Linked DNA regions of Homo sapiens: region 1 is linked to region 2. Evidence: chromatin loops called from intact Hi-C (ENCODE). Cell type or tissue: B cell. All regions are shown on one strand. Each heading gives the region's core, and the rest is flanking DNA. Links, peaks and the distances in the headings are about the cores only. Region 1 overlaps ARMH3 (armadillo like helical domain containing 3). Region 2 holds the start of LOC124902492 (a long non-coding RNA gene).

The links. A loop is a pair of places that touch in the nucleus more often than their neighbours do. Peaks named below come from ENCODE experiments on the same cell type or tissue, not always from the same donor. Only the 100,000 strongest peaks of a DNase experiment are listed, where the experiment ranks them.
Region 1: it touches region 2 in a loop (2.6-fold over the local background); 2 of 110 quality-filtered maps call a loop at or near these places.

What each region holds. Positions count from the first base shown.
Region 1 is chr10:101,978,607-101,993,879 of GRCh38, forward strand. ARMH3 (armadillo like helical domain containing 3) reads right to left here. Exons shown (of 26, transcript NM_024541.3): 17 at 14,932-14,997; 18 at 13,363-13,432; 19 at 11,945-12,005. Among named protein-coding and RNA genes, the nearest start is that of ARMH3, 70 kb to the right of the region's middle. In B cell, for the core only: no CTCF peak of the experiment used is centred there; a DNase peak (open chromatin) is centred at 8,075; H3K4me3 peaks cover 1,017 bases; H3K27ac peaks cover 5,730 bases.
Region 2 is chr10:101,894,595-101,909,867 of GRCh38, forward strand. The region is part of intron 23 of ARMH3 (armadillo like helical domain containing 3); the gene reads right to left. It overlaps LOC124902492 (a long non-coding RNA gene), which reads left to right and starts at 10,052. Exons shown (of 2, transcript XR_007062269.1): 1 at 10,052-12,556. RefSeq lists enhancers at 7,713-7,872, 7,872-8,535 and a silencer at 14,066-14,115. In B cell, for the core only: CTCF peaks have their summits at 6,891 and 7,091; DNase peaks (open chromatin) are centred at 6,947 and 9,457; H3K4me3 peaks cover 385 bases; H3K27ac peaks cover 5,509 bases.

The sequences.
Region 1 (15,273 bases), core at 4,273-12,272, 85 kb after region 2:
GGGGAACAAAGCAGAATCCCATGTCTACAAAAATTAAAAACTAAAAAAATTAGGCCAGGCGCAGTAGCTCATGCCTTGTAATCCCAGCACTTTGGGAGGCCAAGGTGTGTGGATCATGAGGTCAGGAGTTCAAGACCAGCCTGGCCAACATGGTGAAACATCGTCTCTACTAAAAATACAAAAAATTAGCTGGGCGTGGTGGCAGGCGCCTGTAATCCCAGCTACTCAGGAGGCTGAGGCAGAGAATTGCTTGAACCCGGGAGGTCGAAGTTGCAGTGAGCCAAGATGGCGCCACTGCACTCCAGCCTGGGCAACAAAGCGAGACACCATCTCAAAAAATAAAATTAAATTAAATTAATATAAAATAAAAATAAATAAAAATTTAAAAATAGCTGGGTGCAGTGGCATGCACCTATAGTCCCAGCTACTCAGAAGGCTGAAACAGGAGGATCGCCTGAGCTCCAGAGTTTGAAGCTATGATTGCACCACTGCACCCCAGCCCAGATAACAGAGTAAGACCCTGTCTCTAGAAAAAATAAAAATAAAACAAAATATATGTCCACACAAAAACTGGTATACAAACAGTAATGGTGGCATTCCTAATACCCAAAAAGTCTAAACAACCCAAATGTCTATCAATTAGTGAATGAATAAATACAACGATGTTGTATTCTAGACAATGAAATATTAACCATAAAAAGGAATGGCTACAACATGGATGAATATGGAAAATAGTATGCTAAATTAAATAAGTCAGTAGTAAAAATCCACATATTCTATTATTTCATTTATATAAAATGTCCAGAATAGGCAAATACATAGAGACAAAAAGTAGATTTTTTAATTTTTGTAGACATGGGTTATCTAGGCCTGAGGGAGAGGACAGAGGAAGAAATACAGAAGAGTAACTACTACTGGGTACAGGATTTCTTTATGCAAGGGTCGATTGAAAATGGTCTAAAATTAGTTTGTGGTAATAGTTGCACAACTCTGTGAATATATTTTAAAAACACTAAATTGTATAATTTAAAGCTGCTTAAAAAAAACTCTGTGGCCTACGTTTTCCAAATATTTGTCAAGATATGCAATTTACAGCTTTCACGGCAATGTTCATTTCATATATTCTATAACTAGGTATGCTTGGATTCTTGATTAAGCCATTAAATGTCCACTTTAATAGCCTATGTTAGGTGGATAAATTGATACTCTTCATTTGAGAGGATTAGCTTTTATATTTCCTATTTTCAATTTAAATTCACAAATTCAACATTCAATTAACTATGATCTCAGCCCTTAGAATCCCTAGTGTATAGAGGTTTCTAAATGGCCTAAAATGCAATGTCTTAACTAAATCCAGATTCTAAGTCTCACTTTGTCATATCCTCGCTGCCTTAAAAGTACTTAAATTAGGACTTTTTTAGTTAAGGGAGGGTTTGGTCAACCACAGGCCCAAGGCTTGGACTGTACCCCTCTGGAACTCCAGGCTCATCACACAAACCAAAAGGTTTAGAAGAAACTGTCAGACCTACCCTTTTCATTCATTCATTCAACAAATCTTGACTGTATACCAACTGAATGCTATTGCTTAAGTCTTATTATACTAAGCTATAAAGTTCCTAGAAAACTGAACCTAGGTAAACTGCTAGTTTCAGGTAAATGAAACCGGCTCCTCCTTTTGTCTTTCGGGGGTTTTGTTTTGTTTTTGTTTTTGAGATAGAGTCTCACTCTGTCACAGTGGCTGGAGTGCAGTGGCATGATCTCGGCTCACTGCAACCTCTGCCTCCTGGGTTCAAGTGATTCTCATGCCTCAGCCTCCTAAGTAGCTCGGATTACAGATGCCTGCCACCATGCCTGGCTGATTTTTATATTTTTAGTAGAGATGGGGTTTTACCATGTTGGCCAGGCTGGTCTCAAACTCCCAACGTCAGGCGGTCCGCCCACCTCAGCCTCCCAAAGTGCTAGGATTACAGGCGGGAGCCACCGTGCCCAGCCTGAGACTCTTTCAAGTTCTATGGCTATAACCCGAGACAAAGAATATCCCAAGACCCTACTGACTTTAGCAGACACCACATTAATCTGTGGGGTATCAATCTGACAGCTGACGGAATCAAGCTAAAATAGGGGTAGCTACTACTATAAAGACACATGCACATGTATGTTCACTGCAGCACTATTCACAATAGCTAAGACATGGAACCAACCCAAATGCCCATCAATGATAGACTGGATCAAGAAAATGTGGTACATATACACCATGAAATACTATGCAGCCAGAAAAAGGAATGAGATCATGTCCTTTGCAGCGACATGGATGAAGCTGGAAGCCATCATCCTCAGCAAACTAACACAAGAACAGACAACCAAACACTGCATGCTCTCACTCATAAGTGGGAGCTGAACATTGAGAACACATGCACACAGAGAGGGGAACAACACACACTAGGGCCTGTTGGGGGGTTGGGGGGTGAGGGGAGGGAACTCGGAGGATGGGTCAATAGGCCATGGCACGCATATACCTATGTAACAAACCTGCACATTCTGCACATGTAATCGTTTTTTTGTTTTTTTAAGAAGAAATAATGAAAAAAAAAGAAAAAGAAAAAAAACAGGGGTAGCTAATTTCTTGGGCTTCTTACCAGAGGAGAAAAGAAGAAAGCAGAGAAAACACTACTAACCTCTCTCTGCAGAATGAGAGCCAGAGACACCAGGTAGAGGAATTAAAATGCCTAACAACTGACCAGGCTTGGTGGCTCACGCCTGTAATCCTAGCACTTTGGGAGGCTGAGGCAGTAGGACTGCTTGAGGCCAAGAGTTCAAGACCAACCTGGCCAACATAGTGATAGCCCGTCTTAAAAATAAATAAATAAACAAAATGCCTAACAACGTACCAAGGATACAAGTGAATTGAACTAAATTTATAAGCTAAAGTCCTAAAATTACTCTTCTCCAGATATTTTCATAGCACTCCGAATAATAAGCCTCCATTGCTACCTTATTAGCTTATTCTACTTGCTCCATTATTCACATCTCTCTCTGTTCTTCTCACTCCCTAAGTGGTCTTGCAGGAGCCTCTCAGACAGAATTTAGTAAAAACTATTTAAACAGTACTCTCTTAAAAGACTTGGGTACAGGCCGGGCATGGTGGCTCACGCCTGTAATCCCAGCACTTTGGGAGGTAGAGGCGGGTGGATCACGAGGTCAGGAGATTGAGACCATCTTGGCTAGCACGGTGAAACCCCGTCTCTATCTAAAAATACAAAAAATTAGCTGGGCGCGGTGGTGGGTGCCTGTAGTCCCAGGTACTCGGGAGGCTGAGGCAGGAGAATGGCGTGAACTTGCAGTGAGGTGGAGCTTGCAGTGAGCCAAGATCGCACCACTGCACTCCAGCCTGGGCGACAGAGCGAGACTCTATCTCAAAAAAAAAAAAAAAAAAAAAAACAAAGACTGGGGTACCTTCAGCAGTGATATTAAAAATATTTTACAGGCCGGGTATAGCGGGTATAGTGGCTCACACCTGTAATCCCAGCACTTTGGGAAGCCAAGGTGGGTGGATCACCTGAGGTCAGGAGTTTGACACCAACCTAGTCAACATGGTGAAATGCCATCTCTACCAAAAAAAAAACACAAAAATTGGCCAGGAGTGGTAGTGCAGGCCTGTAATCCCAACTACTTGGGAGGCTGAGGCACAAGAATTGCTTGAACCCGGGAGGCGGAGGTTACAGTGAGCTGAGATTGCGCCATTGCACTCCAGCCTAGATGCCAGAGTAAGACTGTCTCAAAAAAAGAAAAAAACATGTATTTTACAAACCGTACAGAAAAATAATCTATAAATCAATACATACATGGAAAAATTTTAAGTCATTCCCTTTTATTCTCTAATAAACTAACCTTGTGATATTGTAAAAAGGGTCCCCAACACCCAGGCCATGGACGAGTACTGGTTAGAAACCAGGCTGCACAGCAGGAGGTGAGTGGCAGGTGAGCAAGGGAAACTTCAACTGTATTTACAGCTGCTGCCCATGGTCTGCATTACCACCTGAACTCTGCCTCCTGTCAGATCAGTGGCAGCATTAGATTCTCATAGGAGCACAAACCCTATTGTGAACTGCGCATGCAAGGGATCTAGGTTGTGGCTCCTTATGATAATCTAATGCCTCATGATCTGTCACTGTCTCCCATCACTCCCAGACAGGACCATCTAGTTGCAGGAAAACAAGCTTAAGGCTCCCACTGATTCTACATTATGGTGAGTTACAGAATTATTTCATTATATATTACGATGTAATAATAACAAATAAAATACACAATAAATGTTATGCACTTGGATCATCTCGAAACCATCACTGCCCCCAGATCTGTGAAAAAATTGTCTTCCATGAAACTGGTTCCTGGTGCCAAAAAGGTTGGGGACCACTGTTCTAAAATATATATTTGGTCTTCAACCCTGTTTCCTGACATACAACTCCTAAAATCCTTAGAATCTCCAAAGTGATGTCTGTTTGTATGTTGAGGTGACTGACGGCTGGCCTCCCCTAGGTAGCTTCAGAATGAGGGTTGGTCACCAGGGAGACCAAGGCATGATTAGCGAGCTGGGCTTTCAGCCCTAGCCCTGACTTCCAGGGAGAGAAGAGGGGCTGAAGGTTAAGTTGATTACCAATGGCCAGTGGTTTTTATTTTATTTTATTTATTTTTTGAGACAAGGTCTCACTCTGTCACCTAGGCTGGAATGCAGTGGTGCAATCACGGCTCACCGCAGCCTTGACCTCCACGGCTCAAACCATCCTCCCTCCTCAGCCTCCCAAGTAGCTGGGACTACAAGCACACACTACCACACCTAACTAATTTTTGTAGAGACAAGGTGTCACCAAGTTGCTCAGGCTGGGCTCAAGTGATCCATCTACCTCAGCCTCCCAAAGTGCTAGGATTACAGGCATGAACCATGGCCAGCCAATGGTTTAATCAAACATGCCTACATAATGAAATCTCCATAAGAAACCAAAAGTACAGGGTTTGGAGAGCTTCTGGATAGCTAAACACATGGAGGCCTACAGGAAGGCGAACAAGAATTCATCTACGTGCAGGGAGGTTGGCACACCCCAACTCCATGGGGTCAGAAGCTCCTGGGCTCCAGACCCTTTCAGACCTCACCCTATGTATCTCTTCATCTGACTGTTTATATGTTTCTTTAAAATATCCTTTGTAATAAACTGGTAAATGTGTTTCCCTGAATTCTGTGAGCCACTCTAGCAAATTAATCAAACCTAAGGAGGAGGTTGTAGGAACCCCAATTTATAGCCGGTCCATCAGAAACACAGGCAAAATAACCTTGGGCTTCTGATTGGCTTTGAAAGCCAGGGGTAGTCTTAGGGACTGAGCCCTAAACCCATGGGATCTGAAACTACCTCCAGGTAGATAGTGTCAGAATTGAAATACAGTACACCCAGCTGCTATCTGCTACAGAACTGATTGCTTGCTTGGTGTGTAGGGACTAAACCCTCCCCACATTTGGTCATAGAAGTCTTCTGTGTTGATTGTCGTTGTTGAGTGAGAAAACAGAAAAAACACTATGTTTTTTTACACTCATAAGCCTGTACCAAAATTGCTTACCAAGTGACATAAGTTGCAATATAAATCATCCTAATTGTTTCCAAATAATTTGCTGATTTTTAGAAATTGTGATGTGATCCTGTTTGATACAGTTGTCACTTAATGATGCCCTTGTTTGAGCATGATTTGCCTTAGCAATCTACAAACTCATCTGTCAATTTTCCCATGAACTTGAGAGTCATGAGGTTCCTGGTGCTAATGGCTTTGTTGCAGCCAGCAAATGTGACTAGATGCTGCCCATACATGACTACCTATGCACACACAGTACATTCCTGAATGCCAGCACCTCTCGTATGGCCTGGGTCTGGACGGCCTATATTTGGCCCCCTTTGATAACGCCATCCCACCAACACTGAGCCACTCCAGAGCACCAATGAGATGCGACCTACATCCCCAACCCCTGCGGCCATCTATCCACATCCACTCCAGCACTGCTCCTAGATTCTGTTCCTGTCTCCACAGTCACCAACAGGTGACATCATTAGCCTTGTGGTTTCAATAATTTATACTATTTATCAAGCAGAATGAAAATTTTAACCACTGCTATGGCCTTAAAAATATATATATATACTGGAGGCCAGGCACAGTGGCTCACGCCTGTAATCCCAGCACTTTGGGAGGATGAGGCAGGTCGATCACGAGGTCAGGAATTCAAGACCAGCCTGGCCAAGATGGTGAAACCCCGTCTCTACCAAAAATACAAAAATTAGCCGGGCGTGGTGGTGCTTGCCTATAATCCCAGCTACTTGGGAGGTTGAGGCAGAGAATTGCTTGAACCTGGGAGGCGGAGGTTGCAGTGAGCTGAAATAGCACCACTGCACTCTATCCTGGGCAACAGAAAGAGACTCCATCTAAAAATATATATACACACACACACACACACACACACACACACACACGTGTACATATATATACACACATGTGTACATATATAAATATAATGTATATATACGTGTACACATATATGAATATATATGTGTGTATATATATACGTATATATGTATATATATACGTATATACATGTATATATACGTGTGTATATATATGTGTATATACGTATGTGTATATACGTATATACACACGTATATATACATGTATATACATATATATATACAGATCGCATGGGTTTATATATACACATATATGTATACATGTATATATAATACGTATATATACATACATACATGTGTATATGTGTGTGCATATATATATACTGGAGGCCAGGCATAGTGGTTCATGCCTGTAAATCCCAACATTTTGGGAGGCTGAGGCAGGGGGATCACTTGTGGCCAGGAGTTCAAGACAGCCTAGGCAACACAGCAAAACTCCCATCTCTACAAAAAATATAAAAATAGCCAGGCATGGTGGTGCAAGCCTGTAGTCCTAGTTACTCATGAGACTGAGGTGGGAGGATTGCTTGCACCCAGGAGTTCCAAGTTAGAGTGAGCCATAATCGTGCCACTGCATTACATCCTGGACGACAAAGCAAGACCCTGCCTCTAAAAAAAAATTACACACATAGGCCAGGCGCGGTGGCTCACTCCTGTAATCCCAGCACTTTGGGAGGCCGAGGTGGATGGGTCACCGGAGGTCAGGAGTTCAAGACCATCCTGGCCAACATGGTGAAACCCTGTCTCTACTAAAAATACAAAAAATTAGCCGGGTGTGGTGGTGGGCACCTGTAATCCCAGCTACTCAGGAAGCTGAGACATGAGAATCATTTGAACCTGGGGGGCGGAGGTTGCAGTGAGCCAAGATCATGCCACTGCACTCCAGCCTGGGCAACACAGAGACTCTGTCTCAAAAAAAAATAAAAATAAATGAAATAAAATACACACACACACACAAACACACACACACATATGTATGTACTGGCAGAATGACTCTAAATTTAGTGCTTCTTGTGGGGCTTCTTTCATGCTTGTAGCAATTTCCTATTTCAACACAAAATGAGTTCCACTTTCTCCTGAAATCTTCCTGTAGGACCCACTGAAGTCTGTACCTTTCTTCTGATGCCTACCTACAGGTTTGGAAATATGTGACTTAAGAAGAGTCCAAGTTTTCGATGTAAGAGTAACTTAAAGGAAAATTTACTCTCCCAGAGACTATATCCCCTCACTCCCCAATCCTGTGGTGGCAGTGAGAGTGGCAGCAAGAATCAAGGAGTACAGCTAGGAGGTGAAAGTAATTGGTTCGGTTTTGCTACCTCTTAACTGCTCCAGGCAAGACCTTTCTTTTTTTTTTTTTCTTCAGTATAAGCACCTTCCCCCATCATTACCTACAGCATTCACACACAGATGTGAAATTGTTTCATTTCTGACCCAGATTCTGGCTTTGAGTATTAAGTCTTTCCAAACTCCATATTTCTTCATATTTCACTAGGAAGATTATAAACTTATCTGAAATGGCAGAAATTCATTTTGCTTTCAATTTCTCATTCTGCTGTATACTGCCGAAAAGGGGTACATAATGAGAAGTGAGAGCAGCAGCCTGGCCTGCTGCCCAGCTGGAAGCAGGAAGTTCACCTGATAAGGACTTGATGCTTCAAATTCTAAAAACTGGAAAGGGAGCTAGAAGTGGGGGAAGGAAGATCTGGAAACATGCCCAGGGGTAGTAATGAAGAAAGTGAATTCAGCCTGAGGGTGGGACCTTCTGCCCAGCCTCTGTCAACTTGATGCCTCGTTATCTTCTCCATCTTCCCTAACCCCAGGGCAGTAAATTAAGGAGCAGGTGGAAAAAGCGCCTAAGAAAGCAAGGCAAGATAAAAACTCTTTTGAGGGTGAAGTTATGAACAAGGGCGAGGAGGGAGTTAGAACATTTGGGTAGACCAGGTTCATTGGCTAGAAATGTGGGGGTTTGGGTAAACAGATAATATACCTGTAACTTTACAGTAATGAACATACAATCTTATCATATCAGCCCCACCTTCAACTGTTCCTCATCATCCACTTAATCTTGGGCAAGCTTTTTTTCTACTCTCTTATCCTCCCTCCATGCACTCTACACTCTAACCACCTGGAATTATGCTCTATTCTCCAAACATACCACATTTTCTAGCCTCCAAGCACCTAAACATGCTGGTCCCCTACGTGGTATGTCCTTCCCTGACTCCTCCACACAGAAAATCCCTAGTGTTTCTTCATGACTCAGGTCAAATGCAACCTTCCGATATCTTCTCTAATGCTCCAGTCAGCATAGTCACTCTATACAAATCTTTCCTCCATCACTTATCACAGACATGATTAAGAGAACAGCCTCCGGGGTCAGACATGAATTTTAACCTTAGTTATGCAGCTTACTAGCTGTGCAACTGTGGTACCAGCCTGCAAGATGGACCCCAATCTGGTATTCACACACTCATATAGTCCCTTTCCACATTGCAACAGGGTTGGTCTGTGTGACCATTAGAAATGATATGTTACTTGAGATTAGGTTATACATGATACTATGGCTTCCATCCTGGGCTCTCGCTCCCCTTTTCTCTCTTAGATTAACTGCTTTGGGGAAAGACAGCTGCCATGCCTACCAACCCTACGGAGAGACCCACGTGGTGAAGAACTGAGGCTTACCAACAACCATTAGGTGAGCCTGAAAGCAGATTTTTGAGCCCCAGTAGAATCTCAGATACTTGCTGCCCCAACTAACCTGGTCATCATCTTATTTTAATAAAGTTTAAGCCTTAAGGTTTTTTTTAATTCTTTGCCACTTCTGCATTCTTCTCTTTAACACTCTTTAAGAAAAGCTGTGCCACGTTAATGTGATCCTCAAGTATGCATATTACCTTTATTCCTTAAAAAGCATCCTTTTGAGAGGCCCTATGCCAAAACTATCCAGTTAAGTTTCTCCTGGATTCCTGAACCACAGAAACTGTGAGGTGATAAATGTTTGTTTTAAACCACTACGTCTAGGGTAGTTTGTTACACAGCAGTAGATAACTAATACACCTGGGAATGTAACAGTTCAGAATTTATAGTAAGAAAATTTGGGTTCAAATCTAGGCAATGATGCTTACTAACAGAATAACCCTGGGCAAAGTAATTAATCTCCTGAGCCTCAGTTTCCTTTCTTTTAAAATGAAAAAATTGAAACTACAGTAATACGTGTTACAAAGTAAATAGCACATCCTAAAACTAGGATATAAAATAAGCCAGAAATAAAGTCCATAGCAAAAACAAATCTGAACCCTAAGATAATGAAGTTCAGGGACCCCAGCTAAAATAAGCTGAACACTCATCTGTTAAGTGTTATAAAAAGCAACTGTTCATGGTCTTTGAATTGAAATAAAGGATCAGACTTACTTCTAAACACCCAAAAGGTATGGAAAAATGCAAACTGCAACCTACTTACCTAAAAGTAAAATTTGTATCATTATTTCAGACCTACGAAAGCAAGACTATATAGTTTATAAGCAATCTAAGAAGCCGGAAGGTTGGGCACAGTGGCTCACGCCTGTAATCCCAGCACTTTGGGAAGCCAAGGCAGGCAGATCACCTAAGGTCAGGAGTTCTAGACCAGCCTGGCCAATGTGGTGAAACCCTGTCTCTACTAAAAAATACAAAAATTAGCCAACATGGTGGTGCGCGACTGTAGTCCCAGCTACTCGGGAAGCTGAGGCAGGTGAATCACTTGAATCCAGGAGGCAGAGGTTGCAGTGAGCTGAGATCATGCCACTGCACTCCAGCCTAGGCAACAGAATAAGACTCTGTCTCAAAAAAAAAAAAAAAAAAAAAAAGCAAGCTAGAGGTCTACTCTATTTAGACTGAAATCCTTTATACCTCCCTAGATCCCAGGCCTGGCACTGCAATGGGCTTTACTCAATTTGCTGTTCACCAAATTACCCTCTTGCCCAAAAATCGGAGGGAGCAATTCTGATGTCACACTCAATTCAGATGTTTTATAAGGACTAAAGATAATATACATATTTGAGATCACATTAATGTGGCACAGCTGTTCTTGGGTGTTAAAGAGAAGAATGTAGGAGGAGTGGCAAAGGAGAAACAAAACTCTTAAGGTTTAAACTTTATTAAAATATGATAATGGCTAGGTGTAATGGCACACACCTGTAGTCCCAGCTACTTTGGGAGGCTGAGGTGGGAGGACTGCTTGAGCCTAGGAGTTGAAGACCAGCCTGGGCAACACAGTGAGGCCCTGTCACAAAGTAAAAAGAAAATATGATGATTCTGAGTTGCCTCCAGTTGTGCTCATTATAAAGAATTGTGATGGTCGGCCAGGTGTGGTGGCTCATGCCTGTAGTCCCAGCACACTGGGAGGCTGAAGTGGGCGGATCACCTGAAGTCAGGAGTTAGAGACCAGCCTGGCCAAGATGGTGAAACCCCATCTCTAGTAAAAATACAAAAATTAGCAGGGCATGGTGGTGTGCACCTGTAATCCCAGCTACTTGGGAGGCTGAGGCAGAAGAATCACTTGAACCTGGGAAGCAGAGGTTGCAGTGAGCCGAGATCATGCCACTGCACTCCAGCCTAGGCAACAGAGTGAGACTCCGTCTCAAAACAAAAACAAAAACAAAAACAAAAAACTGTGATGGTCAAACAGTTCTCCTCAGGAGGCAGGACTCTCCCGGCGAGGCCACTGGAGACATAATCTGCCCAGATAATAGGGCTCCAGCTAGGCTGTCAGGACAATGTAGGCTAAGAATGGATCAGAAGCGCTATCTCTCTCTAAATTCGTCCTACCTAATGCGAAAGCTCAGAGACAACTAAGTGGTCTGCTGGTATTGCATATCTTTGATTACAACAGACCCCTGCGATCACTATATTCATGTGTCGGCTCCCTCTTCATGCAGTGTGCCTAGAAGTGATCATGCGGATATGTGCAGAATCCACATTGTGGTTTGTGCTTATTACCTCTTCTGAAAAGATGTACAGATCCAGGCCAGAAAATGTTCCCTAACACTTCTCCACATGCAAATGTGTTTTTCTTAAAGTATACACAGACCATGAACTTTCTTTTTTTTTTTTTTTTTTTCCCAGACAGAGTCTTCGCTCTGTCGCCCAGGCTGGAGTGCAGTGGCACAATCTCAGCTGACTGCAAGCTCCGCCTCCTGGGTTCACGCCATACTCCTGCCTCAGCCTCCCAAGTAGCTGAGACTACAGGCGCCCACCACTGCGCCCAGATAATTTTTTGTATTTTTTGTAGAGACGGGGTTTCACCGTGGTCTCGATCTCCTGACCTTGTGATCCGCCCGCCTCGGCCTCCCAAGGTGCTGGTATTACAGGCGTGAGCCATGGCGCCCGGCCTACACAGACCATGAATTTTCTAACATTCAGTTCTTTAAAATAGATTTGTACACATTAAATGTGTACATATTTGTACTTACATATAGAGATCCATAGGAAACTCCTTCATCATGTGTGTTACAATAAACTCTACCATCAGGTCTGAAAGGGGAATAGAGAAAAACTGGATCAATTACAATGGAATTCATTTCTTGTCTTTGAGTTGGAAAAAAAGCTTCTGAGTACACCTTGCACTCACACTGAACGGCATCCACTAACCACATCTTTATTCATATACACTTATTTTATATAACGCATTTTGTGTAACACTGTTCACCACCTGCCACTTGTAAAGTAATAAGAAATTATTTCACTTGCTGACCTCCAGAAGGATACCCTGACCTGCCAATAAATTCAGATAAATGGAAAATTTCATTGTATAGATATTTCATCCCATGGCATTAATGCAGACTGCCAAAGGGAAATCATATTCTGAGACTAGACAATGAAGCAAGCTCTGAGAAGAAATTATGGATCACATTTGTGTAACCAGAGACTCAGCTCTAAAGCTATGTCAGTCAATCTCATCTTACTATCATGCTCAGTTAGACAGATATTGACTGAAATGGGCTGTGGGGCTTTGGGTCAAGAGAGGCTTATTATACAGCCTTAATTACTGTTTCTAAAATTAAGTAGATTTAGAAACTGGGGCTGAATATCCAAGTGAAATGGGATTAAGAATTCAGCTAATTCCCTGAGGAAAATGCAGAATTCTGGACAGACAAAATTACCCAAGATACAGCCCCCTACCTGTCAACTCAGTCAGCCTCATCTCAGTTTAATATACTCAGGGGAAGTTTTGTATATGTAAACCATGAACTTCAAGCCTCCTGGCCAGCCAGCACATCAATTCAAACCAAGAAAGGATGGGAAGAATTTGAAATCTTTTTTTTTTTTGAGATGCAGTCTCGCCCCAGCTGGAGTGCAATGCCGTGATCTTGGCTCACTGCAACCTCTGCCTCCTGGGTTCAAGCGATTCTCCTGCCTCGGCCTCCTGAGTAGCTGGGATTACAGGCGCACGCCAACACGACCAGCTAATTTTTGTATTTTCAGTACAGACAGGTTTTCACCATGTTGGCCAAGCTGATCTCAAACTCCTGACCTCAAGTGATCCGCCCACCTCAGCCTCCCAAAGTGCTGTGATTACAGGTGTGAGCCACTGCGCCCAGCCTGAAATCTTGATCATGTATCTTGTAAATCATGTATCAAGTTTAGACACAGCCATTTGTCTCACTGGAATGACTTTTTTCTTTGAACAACAGGACCCTTTTATTGACCACTCTATAACTGGGGTTGCTTTACCAAACACAACAATAAACATGATTCTTAGGCCAGGGAAAAAACACAACTAATAATTTATTTGCGGAAGAAGCACATCAAACAGGTTCTACTCTTCATCTTCATCATGAAAGCCTATCGCTGTCACAGAACAATGTCAATGTTGATGATACTCACTCACCCAGTACTGCACATACTAAAGGACGGCAGGGAAGATTCTTGTCTGCTGCCTTCTTCCTGTGTCTCATAGGCTTCACACCAAAAAAATGAAGAAAGGAAATTAGTAGACACCGGCACTGACATCCAATGGCCCATCATCATGTTCCTTGTGCAAATAAAATCACTATTACAGGGATACTTCCTTTTCTTTCTCTTTTTCACATGGTGGGAGAGGAATGAGGTAGCATGGGATGAGGCGGGGAAGGGAGGACTTGTGAATGCTTCAGTTATCAATGCACGCCTGTTACAAAATTACAATTCACAACCTCAAAGGGCACTAGAGAATACTACAATGGGAAAACTGTTGGTTTTACTTTGCTTTTAGTTATATAAGTGGCATTACTAACGACAAAAGAGGTACACTGGTGTTTTTCTTTGACGATAAATAATAATAATAAAAAAAAGAGGAAGTGATGGTGCCACCTATAGAAGCAGCAACAGTAGTAGTTGCAAAAAAATAAAGAAAGTTTTACATCTAAACCTCAATGTAATTTTTTTTTTTTTTTTGAGACGGAGTCTCGCTCTGTTGCCCAGGCTGGAGTGAAGTGGCACGATCTCGGCTCACTGCAAGCTCTGTCTCCTGGATTCGCGCCATTCTCCTGACTCAGCCTCTTGAGTAGCTGGGACTACAGGTGCCTGCCACCACACCCGGCTAATTTTTTGTACTTTTAGTAGAAACGGGGTTTCATCCTGTTAGCCAGGGTGGTCTCAATCTCCTGACCTTGTGATCCCGCCTTGGCCTCCCAAAGTGTTGGGATTACAGGTATGAGCCACCAAGCCCGGCCCTCAATGTGATATTTTTTAACATACCTCCAAGCTTTAAGAAATTCCCTGATCCTCCATATTCTATTTGCCCACTTCTCAGATGAACAAATCTGAGCAGCAGCTAGTCTTAGCCACTCAAAAATTATACTACATTTTGAAAACAAAAGGCTTAGAACCATTTCCTTGCTGAAACCTATATTATTGAAATCCAGTATCAGGCCAGGCGCGGTGGCTCACACCTGTAATCTCAGCACTTTGGCAGGCCAAGGCGGGCAGATCATCTGAGGTCAGGAGCTGGAGACCAGCCTGGCCAACGTGGTGAAACCCCATCTGTAACGAAAATACAAAAATTAGCCGAGCGTGGTGGCAGCCACCTGTAATCCCAGCTACTCAGGAGGCTGAGGCAGAAGAACTGCTTGAGCCCAAGAGGCAGAGGTTGCAGTGAGCAGAGATCACACCATTGCACTCCAGCCTGGGGGGGAGAGAGAGAGAGAGAGACTCTCCCTCAAAAAAAGAAAAAAAAAAAAAAAGAAATCCAGTATCATTGCCACGCTTGTGAATCTTCCAAAACTCTTGATTAAGAAACAGCTCCATGACACACAAAAATCCCAACAACAAGCATGGGTCTGTTGAACAGCCGTCATGCAAAGCCCTTTGGCACAACTTTCCACCCACATTTGTTCTAGTAAGATCAATTTCATCCCAACCCTGCCGACATACAAAAAATTTCCTCTAAGAAAAAACAAGAAGCAAAAGAAACACCTACCATTCTATGTAAGTTTACTCGAAAATTCATGTTGTCATCATGCAAAAATGCATTGGCATATTGATCCTAATAAAAATATAGAGAAAAAGTAAGAAGCGAGAGCTATATTTAAGAAACTGTAATCTATCACACTTCGTACAAATCCTTGGACTTTGAGAACTACTTTCAAGGATCAGCTGGACAGCTAATAGGATGAGCCTAGAGCCTTATGTCAAACCCTACTTAAGCCATGAGATTTTTCTTTAGTGTAATTTCCCAGTGTATCTCTAACTGGTCAAAAATTTCCAAGCAAAAACAATAAAAATTAAGACGCAGGGACTTAAGGCAGATGCTGAGAGGAAT
Region 2 (15,273 bases), core at 3,782-11,781:
GTTTATAGATGAAGGAGGAATCTCTCCATTTTCTTTAGGCTTTCCTTCTCACTGATAGCACCTCCAAAAGGATTTACTACCATCTTTTCTGAACCTTTGGGGAGGGGGTTTCTGGGAGATTCTAACAGTACTTCTCTCTCACTTTTACTGGTCAAAACCTGACAGCTACTTGGGGGGCTGAGGCAGGAGAACTGCTTGAACCCAGGGGCCAGAGGTTGCAGTGAGCCAGAATCATGCCACTTCACTCCAGCCTGGGCAAAAGAGCGAAACTCTGCCAAAAAAAAAAAAAAAAAAGGCACCAGAGAGCTCTCTTGCTATCTGTCACATGACGACACAGTGAGAAGGCTGCCATCTCATAAGCCAGGAAGACAGCTCTCACCAGAAACTGACCCTGCTGGACTTTGATGTGGGACTTCTAGCCTCCAGAACTGTGAGAAAATACAGGAAGGTTTGAGTGGACAATGAATGAGAAAACATAGCCATTATGAAAAGATTAAGGTTTCCCTTCGACAAAGGTGGCAAGGCAATTAAATAGGGAAAAAATAGTCTTTTCAACAAATGGTACTGGGACAAGTAGTTATCCACATGCAAAAGAATGAAGTTAGATCCCTTCCTTATACCACACATAAAACAACTCGAAATGGATCACAGATCTAAATATAAGGTCTAAAAACGATAAAATTCTTTTTTTTTTTTTTTTTTCGAGAGGGCGTCTCGCTCTGTCGCCCAGGCTGCAGTGCAGTGGTGCAATCTTGGCTCACTGCAAGCTCCACCTCCCGGGTTCACGCCATTCTCCGGCATCAGCCTCCCGAGTAGCTGGGACTACAGGCGCCCGCCACCACGCCCGGCTAATTTTTTGTATTTTTAGTAGAGACGGGGTTTCACCATGTTAGCCAGGATAGTCTCAATCTCCTGACCTCATGATCCGCCTGCCTCAGCCTCCCAAAGTGTTGGGATTACAGGTGTGAGCCACTGCGCCCGGCCCTTAAAAACTGTAAAATTCTTAAAAGTAAATCTTCATGACTTGAGGTCAGGCAGTGATTTCTTAGATAAAACACCAAAAGCACAAATGAAAAAGAAAAAGTGGATCAATCTGAAGTTTAAACTGTGCTGCAAACAATGCCATCAAGAAAGTGAAAGGACAATCCACAGAATAAGAGAAAATATTTGCAAATTTTGTCTGATAAGAAACTTGTACCAGAATATATAAAGGACTCTTATAATTCAACAATAAATTACACACAAATAATACAATTTTTAAAAGAACAAATTATTTGAATAGACAAGAACAGATACTCAATATCATTAGTCATTAGGGAAATCCAAATCAAAACCACAATGAGATACCACTTCACACCCATTAGGATAGTGATAAAAAGAGAATAGCAAGGCTGGGCACAGTGACTCATGCCTGCAATCCCAGGAGTTCAAAACAAGTCTGGGCAACATGGGGAGACCCCCATCTCTACAAAATTACAAAAAAAAAATTAGCCGGGTATGGTGGCGTGTGCCGGTAGTCCCAGCTACTTGGGAGGCCAAGGTGGGCAGATCACTTGAGCCTAGGAGGCCGAGGCTGCAGTGAGCTAAGGTGGAGCCACTGCACTCCAGCCTAGGTGAGAGCACAGACCCTGTCTCAAAAACAAACAAACAAACAAACAAACAAACAAAACAATAACAAGTGTTGGCAAGGATGTGGAGAAGAACTCTCATACATTGCTGGTGGAAGTGTAAAATGGTACAGCTACTTCAATTTATAGGAAAGGTCCAGAATATGCAAATTTGTAGAAGCAGAAAGTAGATTCATGGTTGCTTAGGGCTACAAGGAGGGTTAGGGAAGAATAGGGAGTGACTGCTATTGGGTATAGGGTTTCTTTCAGGGGGAACACAATATTCTAAAGTTAGATTGTGATGATGGTTGTACAACCCTATGATTATACCAGAAAACATGAACTGTACACTTTAAGTGGATGAACTGTATCATATATAAATGATTATGGCCTCCTTGGCCCCAGCAGTTTTTGAGCAAGCTGCTTTCTCCAACCAGTTCCACACAGAATTAATGTGGTGATTCCCAGGGTGATTCACTCACCAAGAAAACTTTTCTAAAGCTTGCATATGTTAGCAATGCTGATGGCAGTAGGAAAAGGAGCTCACTGGGCCATGGACTATCCTATAAATTACAGAAGCTGGAGTTTCAGGAGCTTCTGGAGAGAGAGGGCTCTGTGGTGCAATACCACAAAAGGTGGCAGAGATGACGAGTGAGACTGGTGCTGAAGGGCACATGCTCAGGAAGGACTGACCCTACCTGGAGGTGAGAAGAGTCCAACTCATGGTAATATGTATGATATACTTAAGTCAAAAGTTCTGCATGTGGCAAAGGATGTCAACTTTTGGCTGCTGGAATAGGATGTTGAGGGGGGTGGCAGGGTTGGTGGATGAGAAGAAAGTTTCTCTTATTCTCAACATCCTTTACCAATTTATTTTTCCAGCAATAGTTGGAGTTGCCCACATTATTCAGGGAAACAGAATTGGGAAGAGGATTTAAAGAAATATGGGTAGTAATAAGGCCCAAGGAAGGGGAAAGGAGTTCTACCCACAGACAGAACTTAGTGGGAAAAGAGAATGTAATTTCTAACCAAACCTCTAGCTTCTCTGAAACTTGAACTAAAAGCTCCAAGACAGCAGGTACCAAATTTATTTTGCTCACCAATATTTTGTCCAGTTTCACTGTAAGTAGCTTTTGCTTCTGGAGATCCAGAATCACTAGCTATCCTCCCAAAGTATGAAAATAAAAATTAAAATGTTTTATCCTCATCCCAGGAAAAAAGGTGGCTCAGACATGAACAGCTGTCCTCCCAAAGAAGGAGCAAAAGTTGACACTGATGACAATAAAGCTTTTCTTCCTCTTAAGTCATATCAAGAGGCTAGAGGAAAGCTTTCTGGCATTCCTTTTTTAAGTAATCTAATACCTTCTAAAAGTAAGCCTAGGTTTTGTTTGTGTGTTTGTTTGAGGGTGGGGAGGATGAGGTGAGGTGTGGGGGAATGTGTTTTATTCTGATACGGGGCCTCTAAAGCCACTGAATTAGAAAGTCCCAAAGGGGAAGGAAAAATAAATAGACAACATCATAGTAAAGAGAAATTGCTAAAGCCAGCCACAGTGAGGGATGGCACTGTGCCCAATGCACCTTTAAGAGCAGGAATCTGGGCCACCCTCCAATGCAACTGTCAACTTCTGACTGCAGAAGATAGAGGTCACTTATACAGGCTGAAGCAAAATGAAGTGGATAGATGGAACAGTAAGGATGAACAGTAAACCGGCTGGGGATTTCTTGGTCCATTGTAAACTTATTCTCTCTGACTCATGACTCTGCAAAGCAGCTCTCTTTTCCCAAGTGCCGGGTGGTTGTTAACTGAGACACATAGTTAATGTCGAACTTGCATTAAAGATAAGCATGGAAATGTTCCTTTAACAATGTAGGCAATATAGCTTAAGAGAAAATGTGGACCAGGCACGGTGGCTCTCCCCTGTAATTCCAGCACTTTGCGAGGCTGAAGTGGGAGAAGTGCTTAGCTCAGGAGCACAAAAAAAAAAATTTTTTTTTTTTAAAATTAGCTGGGCATGGTGACATGTGCCTGTTGTAGTCCCAGCTACTCAGGAGGCTGAGATGGGAGGATGATTTGAGCCAGGGATGTCAAGGCTGCAGGGAACCATGATCACACCACTGCGCTCCCTAGCCTGGGTGACAGAGCAAGACCCAGTCTTAAGAAATAAAAAAAAAAGAAGAAGAAAAAGAAAATGTGGATTCCTCCTCATATCCAATATAAAGCTAAAGCAAATCCTCCAAAATGCAATCTCCCATGGACAGAAGCATCTACGAGTCTTTAATGAAACAATAAATAAATAGTTTCATTCAGAAGCTCAGAACATGGCGATTGTTTCATTACTGAGATACCTGAAGGAAGCAGGCTATCTCTAAAAGCTGCTATGTACATCTTTCAGGCAGAACAGGGAAAAACAAGCAAAAGTTGTTTTTGTAACTCTCATTCCAAGGAAGGAGGAAACATAACTGTTATACTCAATACGCGCACACGCGCACACACACACACACATATATGTATGTATATGAAGATTCTTGAAGGTTTCACCCTAAAACTACTCTTATAAGACTACCAGATTTACATTAACGAGTCTGATTGTGGGTGAATTTCTCAAGCTTAGTAAAAAATTTGGATCTTAAGCTCCAACCTCATTAAGAGCTGTAGCCCTGTATTTTCAAATGCTTACTAAATATTTACACCTGGATGTCTTGCTTTTGTTTACCTGGATCTCTTCACATAGAATGTTATCACCACTAAAAAGCCTAAGTCATCTTTTTCCTTGAAGGCCCAGTTAAAATACCATTGCTTCCCCGAACAACATGGTTCATACAGAAAACAGCAAGGCTTTAGAGAAAGGAGATTTGAAAAAATCTGGATTCCTCCACTTATTAACTGTGTGACTTTGGGCAAGAGACCAACCTCTCTGAGTAGTAGTTTCTTTGGTTGAATTTCACTTCCAAAACTTTCCTCTCTGTTTTCCTGTATACCATCTAACTAGCCCTAAGGAATTTTTTTTCCCCCAAGGCAGCTTCCCTTTTCCTAGACCAGTCCAGTGATATACTACTATGCAATATACTACAGAGTATGTTCTCAGGTATCTGAGATTAAAGACAAGAAAACCATCATATTCGTAATTGCTTTTACCTGGGAAACCTTCAGGCATACAGGTAAAATACTGGCTTTTGAGAAGGGGTAAAGGTATGACTGAGTGTATGTGGCAGTAGTTAAAATGGTTCATCTGAGGTTGAGTTATTTAATTTTAAACTAACATTTCTTTCACCTTCAGAATTGCCTCACAGACTCCCATTTCATGCAGTACTAAGCTTCCTTCTTCATGGAGTCAATGAATCTTCAGCCCACCCAAATCACCAACAACAAAAAAAGCAATTTCCCTTGATGCCTGTTAACAGAAGTGCATTACAAGCCTCAAAGACTCTGCTGATTAACATTAAACAAAATAAAACCTCAAGTAAGAATACCTTCTAACCTTTTCACTTTGAAACTATCTAATCAAAACATCAGCAACTGACCTGTTAGGATTATCCTTCTAACTTACCCCCTAAGGTTTAGGTCTTAACCCTTTCAGGACAATTATTTCCCTCCATAAATTATACTACTGTCCCTGTGGCCATTCTTTTCAGGACCAAAGACACAAAAATGGAACCTTAGTTAGTATAAAAGGCATTTTGACAACCAGCAAGAAGGATAAACTACTGACCAGTGCATCTAGTTGCTTACTTTACCCAATGATCCAATGTAAATGGAGAAGAATGAACCACAAGTGTTGAAAGAACCACAAAAGTCAAATGGACCATCTACATTTCCATAAAAGGCATCATCACTTAATCCATTCCCCTTATGTCTACTTTTTATTAAATCTTTCAATAAATGAAAAGAGGCTCCAAAACTTTCCTAAACATAAAACACCTATAAGATTATCCTATCGTTGCTCAGATCCATCACTCTGTGCTTCTGACTACCTTACTCTGTTCTCTAGTGGCAGGTCCGAAGTTACTGGCAGAGTTCCTGGGGCTACAGAATGAAAACCTCTAATAATCTTTGGAATTGGTTTTCCTATTTCCCTTTTCCTGGATTTCCTATTTCCAGAAGCAAGGCTCCTCTACACGCTCAGAAATGCCAAATGAATATAAAGGAACAAAATGGCCTATAAGAAAATGTGTATTAGATGTTCTGTCCCTTTTCAGAACATAAGAAAATCCTAACACATACCTAAGAGGAATTCTGAAGCACTGGAGATAAGCTCAAAACCCCCAAAACTGATCTAATTTTGATTAATGGTGAACATTCCAATCTCTTGAATATGAATTAAGAACTTTTTAAAAACTGGCATGAGACAAAAACCTGAAATATTTTAATTACACCTCATTCCCATTAGCCCAATTAATCAATTTATTATAAGACACTTAAATTTTAAGCATGGGAGAGCAAGAAAATGAGCAATTGACTAGTCTTCTTTTCCCGTCACTTCAAAAATAAAGGCGAATTGGCTGGTCACAGTGGCTTATGCCTGTAATCCCAACACTTTGGGACGCCCAGGTGGGAGAACTGCTTGAGGCCAGGAGTTCAAGAGCAGCTTGGGCAACATAGTGAGACCCCCATATCTACAAAAAATTTTTTTTAAATTAGCCAGCATAATGTGCACACCTATAGCCCTAGCCATTCATGAGGATGAGGCATGAGAATTGCTTGAACCCAGGAGTTTGAGGTTACAGTGAGCTGTGATCATGCCACTGTACTCCAGCCTGGGCAACAGAGCAAGACCCTGTCTCTAAAAATAAAGGGAAATTATTTTAGTGGATCACATGCTAGACTGAGGAAGGAGGGAAATATTCTGTGGATCCCATGCCAGTTAGAGAAAAAGAGGCATATGAATCCTAAACTAGACTAGATGAGCCATACATAATACCTCAGTGGTGGAGGAGGAGGATCTCATGTGCACAAAGGAGGAAGAAACCTGTCAAGATTTCCCAGTGGTCCAGTGTGGGCCATATGGATTCCATACTAGATAGCAGTGGTCCTGATGTTCACATACAGGAGAGATGAGAGGGTGGGCCATATGGATCACGTACTGGTTTTCAAGTACTCCAGGAAAAGAATGAAATTAAAAGACACGGAAACAGGCTTATACTCCATCCCAGGGGGACCTTTTAGAACTCCTCAGGAAAGGCAATCAGCAAGTCTGCCAAAGTAATTAAGCAAACGAACATTTACCATAAAGCCCACATCAGTTAAGTGAACAAAGATGAATCTTATTACAGTGCACTGTCAGCTCTGAGCCTGCAGGTGCTAACCACTGAGACGTGGCGTTACTCGGCCCTAGCTGCTCACCCACCCACTGTGACAGAGAGCTTCGCCCTTCTCGTCAGCTCTGAAAAAGCAGGCTGCTTTCACCTGCTCCAGCACTGACTTATGTTGCTTTCAGACAGACCCTCACAGAGATGGCTTCCTATAAGAAGCCTGGGTGTGGATACTGTGGCAGGTGGTAGGGTTGGCTACAGAAGGGAGGCTTGAGAGGTAGAGAGGATGGGAGAAAGCAGGGGGGCTGGGTAGCAGTTATGTCAGTGAGGTAAAGAAAATGGGATAGTTTGGTAAATCAAGAAGTAAATAAAGAATAAACAAGCTGCCCAAAGTATTGAACCGTTCTGCCTAAGTGAAGTTGATAGTCTCTCTGAAAAGGGAAGAAGTTAAAACTTCATTGCAAAATAGTTTCTCCTCAAGGAAAGAAATATTACTAGGGAACATCGCTTTTCTAATGTTAATGGCAGCCTCAACATCAGCTTTATTAATGAGTTAGCACCAAAGCTAACAGGGTCAGATTTGTTGAGACCTAATCAGTATCTATTATTTAACAAAATCCACTGCTTGCTAGAATAAATGAATACTTATCAATTATCCTAAGATTTACAAATGGCACTTGAAGCACCTTTTGGCCCTATTTCTTTCTGCAAATAATTTTGAGAGTCAAAATGAAAGCCCCAAATTGACCAAATGCCAACCAACTACATCAGAGACCCAGAAAGCTTTTATTCAACAGAAACTCTCACAAGGGGAAGGCTGTTAAGAGTAGCTGTGAGACAAATTCAAAAAATCATATAACTAGTTTAAAAAGCCAAAGACCATATGTCTATTACTCAGAGGAACAGATATGAATAGACAGAAGTAGGTAAGGTCCCTGTGTCCAGAAACCGATACATCTCTAACTTATTATGGAGAAGAAATCCTAAAGACATTGCTGGGAGACAGATACAACCAACCAACTGAAGAAATGTCACTTGTGGCACTTCTGGGCTGGGCTTGTGACAGAAAATGATGTTGGAGGTCTCACAGCAGATGCACGCACAGGCACTCATACGTGCGCACTTCTCTTCAGGTCTAGAACAAGAGCAAACAAAGAGCTGTGGTAGAAAGTGATTTGCAACCTTACTTTCTACCACAGCTCTTTGTCTGCAACAGGGCCTGCAGTTTCCTTACATTCAAAGGCAGCGGGAGGTGGGAAAAGGAGGGGAAACTAGATGACTGCTACTCAGAACCAAGCAGCGCTGCCCAGGAGAGGACTTAATGGGAGGATAAATTTGGGGCCTGATTCTTTGACGGCACCTCCAGTAATAGCTAGTAAAGCAGGGGGTGAGAGCCAGCTCCAAACATTCATCATAATAGTGCAACAAGATGAAGGTCTTTAGGGGAGAGTCGATGAGATTCCAGAGTAAGAAAATGAAGCCCATGCGGAGGGTGAGGCGGTTGGCTCTGGCAGATTGTCTCCACAGGAGGCTGGTATAATTGTTTTATGCTCACAAAGAGGTTATTAGCTGCCATCTCTTCAATATACCAGAAAGAGCAGTAAGTTTTCTTCCTCCTGAAAGGTGACGCTACCAAAAGGAGAAATTTAGTTTTAAAGTAATTAAAGAACTTTGTTTATGCTATAAGCACTGTTTTAGAAACAGAACTTCTATATTTTCTCCTCTCTTACTCTGCAAATTGACTGCTTTCTCATATAGTCAAGGAATCTCTGTCCCTAGAAGGAAGTTCTACAGTATCTGAAGCTAAAGGTTTGCCAGCACTGCCAGTGACTCTTGATAATTCAGTTTGTTTGACAAACATATGAATACCTATCATGTGCAGGCACTACGCTAGGCAATGAAGGTTGTGAATAAAATAAATCCCAGAGATCAAGGAGTTCATAAATGGAAAAGACACACACGACAGACAGATAATTTCATTATGATGTGGTAAAGGCTAAGGCAGACAAAGAGTAGACAAAAGGTATCATGGAAGCACAGAGGAGGGGTGCTTAGCCCAACCTGCAGGCTTAGAAAGGACATTCTGAAGGACAGGGTGCTTGAGCAGAGTCTCAAAATATGAATTAGTTTATAATTAGGCAAGGAAAGGTGAGAATGTGTGGGCACATTTTCTTACAGGGAAGGAGACTGATACCGAACTTTTACTAAATCAAACAAAAGAAACCTTACTAGTTAAAAATTAGGTTCATGCCTTCAACAAATAGTCAAATTTTTCCAGTAAACTAAAGATAAAAGTTATAGCTTCCTTTCCCAGTGTCTCATTTTAAATATTTTCCATCTAAGGGGAAGCAGGACAACTTTTGTGAAAGCCACAAGACCTCTGCCTGTTGGGGTCCTGTTTACACCTGTTTGCTCAGTACTGACTCAAAGATGCTCATGGAGACAGGCCAGGGCAGGTTCTCTACCTCTTCTCCCCTAAACTAACTGTAAACACAAAGCAGTTTTCTAAGTTGGAGGCAGGTCTTTCAGGCTCCCATGGGAGTAGATGGATCTCAGCTGTGCCGTGCCCGCCCTCTGCGGCTGTCAGTCTCCAGCTGGTGATGCAGCTGTTCCACTTAAAGCCACACTGAAGCCTCCAGTCTCTGATCTCCACCAAACCACACTGACGACACTAAATGGCTTGGCTTTGCAGCTGCCTGTTATAAGAGTGTCCTTGGTTCTCTTTTGGCTTATAAGATTAATAATATACATTTGGGAAGGTCCTCAGTGAGAAACACAGAAGAGAACCTTTAATGCCACGAAGAGCCTGAGCAAACACCTTACCGCCAAGAGCAGTAAGGCGTCCAAACACCTACACCAGTGGCATGTGAAACAGCCCCAGAACACACACACATTCCCTCAGCAGGGCCTCTAGCTTACATAAATGACAGCAACACAGCACTCAGCCAGTGAGGAGTTTTTTTTAAGGCAGCCTTAAAATCCCTTATAATTCAGTGAATCTGCAAAGATAAAAATAGCACTAATTACTTTGACTTGTTACTTAAAAAAAGAAAGAAAAACAATGCATAATGCTATCAATAATTTACTTCAAAGTGGCTTTAGTTGTCTCAAAGCCCCATTTTGGATAATTAAAGCCTTTCGGCCGTCTTCCTGTTACTCTGGAGGGAATTGGAAGTCAGTAAATTCTACAGTGTTGGGATTAAAAAAAAAAAACTCAGTTGGCTGGGCATGGTGGCTCATGCCTGTAATCCCAGCACTTTGGGAGGCCGAGGCAGGCAGATTACGAGGTCGGGAGATTGAGACCAGCCTGGCCAACATGGTAAAACCCTGTCTCTACTAAAAATACAAAAATTAGCTGGGTGTGGTGGTGTGCACCTGTAGTCCCAGCTACTCAGGAGGCTGAGGCAGGAGAATCACTTGAACTCGGGAGGCAGAGGTTGCAGTGAGCCAAGATCACGCCACTGCACTCCAGCCTGGGGACAGAGAGAGACTCCATCTCAAAAAAAAAAAAAAAAGAAAGAAAGAAAAAACAACTCAGTTCATCACTGAGAAAGGGACTCTAACAATTTCAAAGCATACTTCCTGGCTATACTGGATTAATCCAGGAGCTATTAAGACTATATTTCCTATTGTCTGTTAAGATCTGAAGCAGACTTTTATAACGGGGCTCCACAGACACATTTGGGAAACACAATCAGAAGCAAAGTCCTATAGGACTTCTTAGGCATCTCAATATCCATTTCTGTAGCTTAAGACCTCAGGTCAGGTGATGATTCTGGAAGACAATGATGGCAATGTAAAGGCCTTGGAAGATTAAATCATTCATTCTGCTATCCACCCATTCACTCAACACTTATCGTAACATATTGGATTGTGCTGGGGCAGGAATTACGGAAGTAAAAAAGTCATGGTCTCTGTCCATTTAGTGATGGACAGACATGTAAACAACCATACCACAATGTGATAAATGCTACAAGAGAGAAATGTACAAAACCCTTTGGCAATGCAGGTGTGAATCATTCTCTCTCAAAGAATCCAGGAAGCTTTCAAGGAAGGTTACATCTGGGCTAGATTTTGAAGCATAAACAGAATTTTGGTAGGTGAAAAGTGAAGAGGGAAGACATTCTAGGTAAAAGCATGTGCAGAGGTATGAAATTTGAGACTCTATGGCCAAGTCTAATTGGGACAGATCTTAGGATAGATGGGAGAGTGACAACAAATAAGGCTAGAAAGGTAGGTTGGGATCAAATGTCATGCAAAAAGGTCTGGACATTATCCTATCCCTATCAATGATGAAGAATCAAGCAAGACTTAAAATCTGGTGGTTTCCTAATGAAATATTTCAGATGTACAAAAAGGTGCAAAAAAGAATACGCTGAATGCTTATATACCTACCATCTAATTGTAGAAAGAATTATAACTACCTTTCAAACCCTCCATGAACCCCTTTTTGATTGTCTGTCCGTCTTTTCCCGGAGTATCATTCTTATACAGAGTGTTTATCCTTTTACTAAATACAAACGTGTCTCTAAATAACATATCACTTTGTGTTCTTAAATGTTACGTACATGTTACATTCTGCACCTTACTTTTTAATGAATATTATATTTGTGAGACTTATTCTGATTTGTTTAGCTCTAGTCCATCTTCAGTGTTGTATCACATTTCATTGTATAAATATACCACAATCCATTTTCCTGTTCATAGAAATGTAACTGGTTTCCTTTTGTTTTTTCTTTTGGTATTTATTTTGGATTAATACTGCAATCAACGTTGTTGTTTATACATCCTTGTTTGAGAAAGTTTCTCAAGGAAATGTACCTAGGGGTGAAGTTACTGGGTCATAAGGTTTGGGCAACTTTGACTTTATTAGCTGTTGCCAAACTGCCCTCAAAGTGATGCTGCTAACATATACTCCCACCAGCAGTGTAAAGACCTATGCTTCTGAAATCCAACTTGTGACTGAACAAATTGAATAGTGGCTGCTATAAGAAAAAGTCTGAAGGCAAAAAGAACAGTTAGGAGGCTCTTATAACATGAGAGATTATGAGACCTTGAAATAAAATAGTGGTTGTAGCATTGGGGAAGAAGAATTTACTTGAGAGATATTTAGAAGGCAGGGTTGAAAGAACCTACTGACTGGGTAGCAGACAGAGAATTTAAAGTAACTGAGATTTCTACTTTAGGCAACTAAACAGATGATGACACCATTAATTGGGAAGGTAAACATAGGAGAGAAAAGTTCTTAAATTGTAGGGGTAGGGCAATAAGGCATTTTCTTTGGAATGTCAAGTCTGAAGTACTTGTGGGACCTCTGGGTAGGGAATGACGTTCAAGAGGCAAGACCATGCTGGTAGTAAAAACTGTGAAGCCTGTTCACCTAGGCAGCTGTGAAGAATCAGATATGTAGCTTCAAAACAGTTAAGGGCAAAATAAACAGCACTTCCTACCAGTTAACACCAGTTTCTCTATTCTAGGAAAAAAACAGTCACTTACATGCCCCATGATACAAGGTACCCTCCCCTTGAACTAATTCTATATCTGACTTTCCACCTGTCTAGACTAAAGCCTTCAGTTTAAGATGGAACAAGCAGGGATGAAAGAAGACAGTTTCGTAACACTAGTCTTCAGAGAGCTACCAAACTGGTGCTTTAAATGTCTACCAACGGGGAGACGACCTGACATCCTGTTTGACAAAGGTAACAAGCTTTGGTTCCTTTAAGTTCCTATTTAGATACATTTATAGATATAATTTGCTTATATTTTGAACTCCTTGCTCTTCTAGATCTATGGAAAGGTATTTTTTAAGCAAAAGAAAAGTATTTACTGAGAAGTTATAGTGAATATATAATATATCTTCATTTTCTTCCTAATTTCAACAAAGTGTGAATAGAAGCTCAGGAACTGGGATAACTGTTTTTGTCTTTGTTTTTGTTTTTTTTTTTTTTTGAGACAGGGTCTCACTCTGTCGCCCAGGCTGGAGTGCAGTGGTGCAATCTCAGCTCACTGCAACCTCCGCCGCCTGGGTTCAAGTGATTCTCATGCCTCAGCCTCTGAGTAGCTGGGATTACAGGCATGCGCCACCACACCCAGCTCATTTTTTTGTATTTTTAGTAGAGACAGGATTACTCCATTTCAGCCAGGCTGGTCTCGAACTCCTGACCTCAAATGATCCACCCGCCTCAGCCTCCCAAAGTGCCGGGATTACAGGCGTGAGCCACCGTGCTGGGCCGGGATAATAGTTTTGATTCCACAGTTTCATCCTAGTGGTACACAGAAATAGCTGGGAATCTATTATACTACCAGAGTCAGGCCTGTTTTTCAGCAGTAACCGATCTTGGAAAATGCAAGGTTAAAACCCAAGGTAGTATCCTAATAAAACAATGTGTTGATTTCTCTATTTTTAGAAATCAAGTATAGGAAAATAGTGGCTATAGAAACCAGGCTAAACCCAGCTCCCATGCCGCACTTCAAGCCCTGCAGTAACAAGTCAACCATCCTCATCCCTTGCCTTACAGTGTAAGGAATTTTTAGCCAACCCATCATATCTGATCTTCCTCTAGACCCGTCCTGTAGCCACCAGCCACATGTAGCTCCTAAGCATCTGAAACATGGCCAGTGCAACTAAAGAACTGAATTTTAAATTTTATTAATTTAAATGAAAAAAACTAAAGTAGTTTAAATTTTGTTCCACTAAATACAATTGTATTGTTTTGGTAGGGCTACATTTCACTTTAACTGCTGCATTGTATAAGATATTACTGCTGTATTACAGTACATGTGTTGGGCAGGTGTGTTGTTTCTAGTAATGCATGTAAATACATCATCAATCTAGTTGATGTCAATGGATTCAGTTAAAATGACTTACTTTTTACATATTAATTTAACAATGTAATATATTTACTTAATATTTTATGTGATAACGTGAGTTACAGCATGGTTTCTCAACATGAGCACTACTAACATTTGGGGCTACTTTGTTGCTGTGGCTGTCCTGGGCACTGTAGAATGTTTAGCAGCATAGCTGGCCTCTACCTACTACATGCCAGTAATACATCCTCCTTTCTCCAAGTTGTGCCAACTGAAATATAGCAAATGTCCCCCAGAGGGTAAAATCATATCAGTTGAAAACCACCAAGTTACAGTTATGATTACATAAATCAGAACTGCTAATTAAAGTAAAATAATTACCACTGTGGGTTTTTTCTTTTTCTTTTTTTTTTTTTTTTGAGACAGAGTTTCGCTCTTGTCACCAAGGCTGGAGTGCAATGGCGCAGTCTCAGCTCACTGCAAGCTCCGCCTCCCGAGTTCAAGCGATTCTCCTGCCTCAGCCTCCTGAGTAGCTCGGATTACAGGCATGCACCACGTCACCCGGCTAATTCTGTGTTTTTAGTAGAGAAGGGGTTTCACTGCATTGCCCAGGCTGGTCTCGCACTCCTGACCTCAGGCGATCCACCCGCCTCAGCCTCCCAAAGTGCTGGGATTACAGGTGTAAGCCACCACCCCTGGCCCTACTATTATTTTAATTATAATTAAATTTTGTTTCTAGTTTTAAAAAGTAAGTATTGAAAGATTTTTAAATTTAAAAGTGAAGGCACACTATGGACACAGAATTGAGTGGAAATGCAGAAGATAGTACCATGTTCAGAACAGAAAAGAAAAAAAGAGACCAGGGCTGGGCGCAGTGGCTCACTCCTATAATCCCAGCACTTTGGGAGATCGAGGCGGGCAGATCACTTGAGGCCAGGAGTTGGAGACCAGCCTGGGCAACATGGCAAAACTCCGTCTCTACTAAAAATACAAAAATTAGCCAGGTGTGGTGGCGCACGCCTGTAATCCCAGTTATTCAGAAGGCTGATGCAAGAGGACTGCTTGAGCCTGGGAGGCAGAGGTTGTAGTAAGCCGAGATTGCACCACTGCACTCCAGCCTGGGCGACAGGAGTGAAACCCTAAACCCTATCTCAAAAAAAAAAAAAAAAGAGACCAGAGGAAGGTATGTTGCAAGCTTCCTCTTTTTTTTTTTTTTTTTTTTTTTTGAGACAGGGTCTCACTCTGTCCCGAGGCTAGGGTGCAGTGGCACAATCACATCTCACTGCAGCCTCAACCTCCCCAAGCTCATGTAATCCTCCTATCTCAGCCGCCTGAGTAGCTGAAACCACAGGCGCGTGCCACCAGGCCCAGCTAATTTTTGTATTTTTTGTAAATATCAGGTTGCCCAAGCTGGTCTCGAACTCCTGGGCTCAAGTGATCCTCCTGCCTTGCCCTTCCAAAGTGCTGGGATTACAGGAGTGAGCCACTATGCCCAGTCTCTCATTTTTCATGACACAATTATTAAACATTGCATGCCTGTATCAAAGCATCTCACGTATCTCATATCTATATATACCTATTATGTACCCACCAAAATTAAAAATTA